2 separate regions of the Homo sapiens genome follow, and region 1 is linked to region 2. The links are chromatin contacts, found by Hi-C or POLR2A ChIA-PET in ENCODE. All regions are on one chromosome and are shown on one strand. The core of a region is the stretch at or near the end of the contact, and the rest is flanking DNA. Distances in the headings are between cores, read along the strand shown. Region 1 has its middle 140 kb from the start of SSTR1. Region 2 has its middle 100 kb from the start of SSTR1.

What was found. Hi-C counts contacts between places; a loop is a spot of excess contacts on that map. ChIA-PET counts read pairs that join two places held with the same protein, here RNA polymerase II (POLR2A). Pooled maps may share reads with other maps.
Region 1: a map of natural killer cell shows a loop between it and region 2 (6-fold over the local background). The contact joins two enhancer-like sites. A Hi-C loop is called at or near these places in 3 of 168 maps with a recorded cell type or tissue (naive thymus-derived CD4-positive, alpha-beta T cell, natural killer cell and transverse colon), 1 of 37 single-sample maps with no recorded cell type and 12 of 50 pooled maps. POLR2A ChIA-PET finds 5 or more read pairs at or near these places in 4 of 52 experiments (OCI-LY7, activated CD4-positive, alpha-beta T cell, activated naive CD4-positive, alpha-beta T cell and 1 more).

The regions. Positions count from the first base shown.
Region 1 is chr14:38,063,453-38,066,951 of GRCh38, reverse strand. No RefSeq gene overlaps it. Among named protein-coding and RNA genes, the nearest start is that of SSTR1, 140 kb to the left of the region's middle. Within about 2 kb of position 1,696, at least 5 of the 41 ENCODE cell types and tissues checked have a DNase peak (open chromatin) inside an H3K27ac peak, as active enhancers do.
Region 2 is chr14:38,103,905-38,107,169 of GRCh38, reverse strand. No RefSeq gene overlaps it. Among named protein-coding and RNA genes, the nearest start is that of SSTR1, 100 kb to the left of the region's middle. Within about 2 kb of position 1,894, at least 2 of the 41 ENCODE cell types and tissues checked have a DNase peak (open chromatin) inside an H3K27ac peak, as active enhancers do.

The DNA of each region.
Region 1 (3,499 bases), core at 447-2,946, 40 kb after region 2:
TACAACCAAGTAACAAACAAGAAGTGGTGGGGAAAACAACATCACAATTTTCTTAGGGACGTGAAAAATATAAATAAATGGATATATATATATACATATATATATATACACCTTATTATTTGTTAAGAATACTCAATAGTAAATATTTCCATTTCCCATAAATTAATCTAAATATTTAGTGAAATATCATTTAGAATAACAACTTTTTGTAAAGAGACCAACTATTTTTACAGTTTAACTGAAAAAAAAGTAAATATGTGATGATAATACCCAGAACATTCTGAAAATGAATAGAAATGTGTATAGAGGCAGGTAGGAGAGTGTAGAGAAGCCAAGGTGTCCAGACTGTGGAATGGTTACAAAGAGTTCAAAAATACATATAAGCAGATATGAGAATTAGTACAGTAGTCCTCCCTTATCTAAGGGGGATACGTTCCAAGACCTCAGTAGATGCCTGAAACCTTGGATAGCACTAAACCTTATAAATACAGTACTATGTTTTTTCGCACATATCTATGATAAAGTTTAATTTTTGAATTAGGCAAGTAAGAGATTAACAACAACAACAATAATAATAAAGAACAATTATACAATATACCAGCATCACTACTCTTGCACTTTGGGGCCATTACGAAGAAACGTAAGGGTTACTTGAATAGAAACACCGTGATACTTGTGGAGTCTTAATTGAGGAGAGGGAGTCAAGTTGGTGGAACTGAGGGAAAGCAAAAAGAGAAAGCAGATAAGCTCTAAGTCTGCCTTTCTTCTTGGTCCAGGATATGTAGCCCTCCTGTGCAAATAACACAATCTTCCTGTACCCAGCTATCACCAGATCCTCAGCTGACTAAAATTTAAAAAAAGTTAGTTAGGATACTGCAATTTTGGCATTATTAGAACTGCACAAAGCCCTCCTCAGCACACAGCATAAGCACCATCCTATAAAATTCCCAGGAAGCCTTTGTCTCTTTGCAGTTAGCTCCTCTCTTGCTAACCTGTCTGTAACCACTCTTGCAACATATTTCCATACTTTCTCTATTAAATCTGCCTTTCTTTACCTACAGCTGTCTTGTAAATTATTCTTACCGCCACACCACTGGCCTCAAATAGTTGCTGATCACCCATGACAACACTGATGCAGACAAACCCCCAAATTGGTGCTCAATCCAGAGGGTTCTTGGCTTCATTCAGGAAATAATTCAAGAGACAGCAGTGAAAGAAAGCAAGTTTATTAAAGATTACAACAACAGTGTACAGCAAAATGGCTGTCCATAGACAGAGCGGGGCTCTCCCATAGGCAGAATTGCCCAGAGTAGCAGTGTACAGCAAAGTGGCTGCTCTATAGGCAGAGCAGGCCAGAGCAGTAGCAGCAGTCCCAAAAAGGAGGAGGAGGAGAAGGAGGAGCAGCATCAGCGTACAGCAACAGTAGCAGTGCAGAGTAGCAGTTCCTGTAGATTGGTAGCTAGCTATGTTTATACCCACTCTTAGCTGTATACTAATTAAGGAGTGAATTATTCAGAATTTTCTAGAAAATGGGTGAGGGAGTTCCAAAACCATATAAAATAACTGCTGGGTTGTTGTCATGGCATTTGTAAACTGTCATGGTGCTGGTGGGAGTGTCTTTATGCTAATGAGCAGTGAGAGCAACTAGAGATCACTTTTGTCACCATGTGGTGGTTTCCACCGGTTTCTTCACTGCATCCTGTTTTGATCATCAGGCTCGTGATTGGTGCTGGGAAAATAAGTCCCGTTCATCTCCTACCTGAATACTGCTGCAGTCAATCTGATAACCAAGAGGGCCACTGAGTGACTAAAGGGCAGGTAGACAGCCTGGATACGCTGGACAAAGGGAGGATTCTTGTCCAGTGTGGACAATGCAAGGCAGTGTGAGATTTTATCACACTATTCAGAACAGCATGCAACTAAAACATTATTTCCAGAAATTTCTATTTAATATTATCAAACCATGATTGACCTTGGGTAACTGAAAATGCAGAAAGCGAAACTACAGATAAGGGAGTATGGCCATATAAGCAAATGATGGAGAAAGGAAAGATATTTCAATACATTTTGATGAGACAACCAGTTAGCAATTTAAACTAAAAGTATAGCTGAATTATTCCCTCACTCTTTATACCAAAATAAATTCCAGCTGATTAATTTTGAAAGAAAAAAATGAAGCCATAACTGTAATAAAGAATATATCCCAATTTTTCAAAATTCTGAAGTTAAAGAACTTTTTTAAAATCAAAACTATAAAATCCACAACCCATAAATATATGTCGATAAATTAGTTCCTATGAAGATTTAAAACTTTTCTGTTGTTAGAACCAAATAGTATAAACAAGGACAAAAGTTTTTTAAAAAGTGGGGGAGAGAATATTTGCAATATATTGAAAGATAAAATACTATTTTCCTTAAAATATAAAACTCTCAGGCTAGGAGAAGTGGCTCATGCCTATAATCCCAACACTTCAGAAGGCTGAGGTTGGAGGATCACTTGAAGCCAGGAGTTCACGATCAGCCCTAACAACAAAGTGAGACCCCCATCTCTACAAAAAACAAAAATGACACAAAGCTTTATGTAGAAATTATATATGTGTATACGTTTTATATATATGCACATATATAAAACTTCTAGAAATCAATAAGAAAAATACCCCAAATCTTTTAGAAATATAATAGGCATTTCACAGAAAAATAAACACATATGGCTTATAAGCAGATGGAAGGATGCCCAATTCTTCTCATAAATAAATGCAAATTAAGGCAAAATAAAGATAGTATTTTTTAGCTGCCAAATTGGCAATAGTTTGATAGTATACAGCCTTGGCAAGTTCGTGAGGAAACAGGAATTATCACACACAGACAGTGAATGTACACATTATCACAACTTCTTTGGAAGGGAATTTGACAGTAACCATAAAAACTAAAAATGTGGATATCCTCCAACACAGAAATTTGATTTTGAGGAATGTATCCCATCGATACTCACATGAGTGCAACTGCAATGTACAAAAATGTTTTAAAGCATAGTTATATACATAAACAAACATTGGGAGCAACCTAAGTATAATCATAATTAGACTGTTAAGTGCATGAGACTCTATTTTCTGGGTGGTTTCACCACTTACTAGTTTTGAAACCCTGAACAAGCTTCCTCAGCACTCTTGCCCCAGGTTCCTCATCTGTAAAGCTGTGCCAAAAGAAATACTGTACATGTTTCATTGGATAGTTAAGAGTAAATGAGTGAACACATAAGTCAAAAGGCAAAAAATACACTTTAGCTTAAAGATCTTAACTTGGCTTTATTTGCAAGTCCAGAATCCAGCAACAATTCATTCTATAAAGTATAATATGTGTTCCAATGAGCTGAGTAGAATAAGTTGGCTTTATAGACAGAGAGCTGAAGAAAGCAGAAACAAAGAACAAAAAGCAGACATGTTATTTCAAAGTTACTTTCCTTGTAAGGTGCAAACAGGGAAATAAAACAATAGAAAAA
Region 2 (3,265 bases), core at 645-3,144:
TTGTGGTGCGAGAACAGGTTGGCAGGTCGGTCTAAGGGTCCTCGATAGTAGATGCTAGTGGTGGCTATTTGGGGCTCCATTTATAGAACCATTTGCAGTTTTATGGATTCTATTCTGGAAGAGACAATTTTTACAGGAAGGTTAAAAATGCAGGGTCCAAAGATAAGCAACATCGCAATAGCCACCAAGGGTCCCAAGAAGGGGAGAAGCCAGGACATCCATTGGTTGACAATACTCCAAGATCCTGTGTCTTGGAGCTCTTGTGCCCAGCGCTGTATCCGGTCTCAAAGCTCCTTAACTTTCCCAGTGACAATTTCGAATTGATTAACGAAATAGCAGCATTTTCTCCTAGAAAAAGATAAGTTCCACTTCTTTCGGCTGTTAATAAATCTAATGCTCTCCGATTTTGAAGGGTTACTGCTGCTAAAGAGTTAAGCTGGCTTTGTAAGGTGACCAGCAAATCTGCGACTCATTCCATATCATCATTTAACTCTTGTGATAATTTGTAATAGAACTGGGGGGGAGGTGGTAATGCCTCCAATGCTGGTTCCTAGTCCTCCTAGTATCCCAGCCCTGATAATGAATGGCAGAACTTGTGCCCATTTGTAGAAGATTTGGGTAGAAGAAAATTCTGTAACTCCTGATCAGTATAGATAGTCATAGGGGGCTCCAAAAAGGAGAGAAAGCATAGACTTTTGAAGAAACCGTTTAAGCAGCGGTAAGCTGAGGAACCACAAAAAAAAAGATTCCTGATGGTAAGCAAGAGAGTCGTGGAGGTAGGGTAATTCATGTTTTGCACTGGAAGGCAGCTGCATCAATGGTTGTGCTAAACTTTACACACGTGAGATTTGGTGTATGTGTTATTTCTAGATTTGAGACTAAAGGGCCCACCAAGCCTGTGGTGTTTGTTCTTAGTTTGGTGGCATTCCAATGTTCGGGAACAGGAACTGGGACATATGGTTTAAAGCGTAAGGGGAGGCACATCCAGCAGTCAGTTGGATTCTGGCTGGAGGCCTTGTGAATTTCGGTAAGGGTGACATTAAATAAATTTAGCAAGCAGGAGTGAGTGACTAGTCCCTGTGCTTTTAGGTCTTTGACGATCTTTTGTAACCCTTGTTGGGCTTCTGGTCTGAGGGGGTACTGCCTTTGATAAGGAAAGGAGGTAGGATCTTTTAATTTAACTTGAACTGGATAAGCATTTTTTTGCTAGTCCGTATTGTCCTTCCTCTGCTCAGACTTCAGGATTAACTTCCTCATGGAGTAGAGGGCACAAACAGGTATTCCTTCTCCTATATTTAAGTATATAATGACCCCTGCTTTAGCTAATATGTCCCTCCCTAGTAAGGAAGTAGGGCTCTCAGGCATAATAAGAAAGGCATGTGAGAAAAATAAGGTTCCCCAGTCACAACTTAGGGGGTGGGAGAAATACCTAGTGACTGGCTGTCCTAGGACCCCTTTGATGGTGACAGATCTGGAGGACAGTTGTCCAGGACAGAAGAGTAAAACTGAGAAGGCCTCACCAGTGTCCAGGAGGAAGTTAGTTTCCTGACCTTCAATGGTTAAGCTTACCCGAGGCTCTGTGAGGGTGATGGCATGGGCTGGCACCTGCCCCAGGCACCCTCAGTCCTGTTGTTGGCCCATCTGGTTAGTGGCCTCTGGCTCAGAGGACCTTCACCCTTGGGGGCAGTGTGCATTCCAGTGATTCCCCCTGGCACAAGCGACATGGATGAGGGTGCGACTTATTGTTGTTTGGGCAGTCCTTTTTGAAGTACCCCTGTGAGCCGCACTGATATCAAGTCCTGTTAGGTGGGTTGCCTGCCCAGCCCTTCTTTCTTTCAGAGTCACCAAAGTTCATCTGCCTGAGGGCCGTGACTAAGGCAATGGCCTTTCTCTTGTCTCGTCTATCTCGTTCAACCTGCTTCTCCTGATCCCTATTATAAAACACCAAAGCTGCCAAATTCAATAGAGTTTCCAAATTTTTCTCAGCACACGAGTCAGACTTCTGAAGTTTTTTTTAGGGTAGGCAGCGGCAAATTGGAGGACCAAGGTTGGAACAGTGCTTTTCGTACCCAAATTTTCTGTCCCCTATTTGCCCTCCTGAGAATATTCATTGACCTTTGGACTTGAATCGGGGGAGCTATTGTCTATTATATTGTTTTTGGCACATAAGTCTGACTGCTTAAAGTGGAGAAGTTCTACAGTTCTGATTGCTGATCCCAGACAGGAAAGGTGGTAATTAAAGTAGCCTCTGCAATCTGGAGTAAGTTTATGGCAACAAAAGGAAAAATGTCCTAGGCCTTCTATCAGCCACTGACATGCCTTTTGATGTCCCACGTAGTGCCTAGGGTATAGGTTATGAGGGACAGGTCCTGTATAAGTATATTGATACCAATTTGCATAAGAATAAGCCTGGGGGCACCATGGGCAAGGGTCTTTGGATTGTCACCCCACTCGACTTAGGCTCCTAGCCAAAATATTCTTAGACTCAGAGGTAGGAAAGATCCTAGAGGATAGGGCCTGAAGAAAGTCTTCTCTGAGGACGTTAGGACCCAGGAGGCGTGGGTCAGAATAGGCAGGGAATGCACACATGGGTGGCTGTGGAGTAGAAGCTTCTTGCTGTGCCATGATCTCGACCAGGTCAGTGCCAAGAGTTCAGGATGACAGTTTTCCACCTCTAGCCAGCCCTCAGCTTTTCCCAGGAAAGGTAGAGAAAGGTGGAACTGGTTCCAGGCAAACCAATGCTCCCAGACCAGAGGGCTGGGGGTTGTTAGAGAGCCCTTTCCCAGAAACCCTCAAACCCGTCTTAAGTCTGGCAGCCACACTTGTTGCTTTTAAATGGCTGACAGGCGCCCTGTGTTTTCCTCCAATTTCTAGTGAGAAGATAGAAAGAATAGCAAGAGAAAGGGGTCCAATGTTACTCACCACTTTGGAGAAATCCCAGATGGGCTCCCAGAAAGGAGACGAGAAGTCTTCTTCCATCAAAGGTTTTTCTCGATCAAGAGGTTCGTGGTCTCATGGGCTTCAAGGAATGAAGCTGTGGGCCACAGTGGCAAGTGTTACAGCTCGAGTAGAGAAATGCACAGACCCAAAAAGTGTACAGCTGCAAGATTTATTAAAGCAAAGGCAAAAGTAAAGTAAAAATGAAAGTAAAGCTTCCATGCAGTGGATGGGAACCCAGAAGGGTTGCCCAGAGCGTCTTGTCTTGATGTTGATGGCTGCTCACTGATCGGGGTAGTGGTTGTTGCTGAATATTGGGATGGCTGTG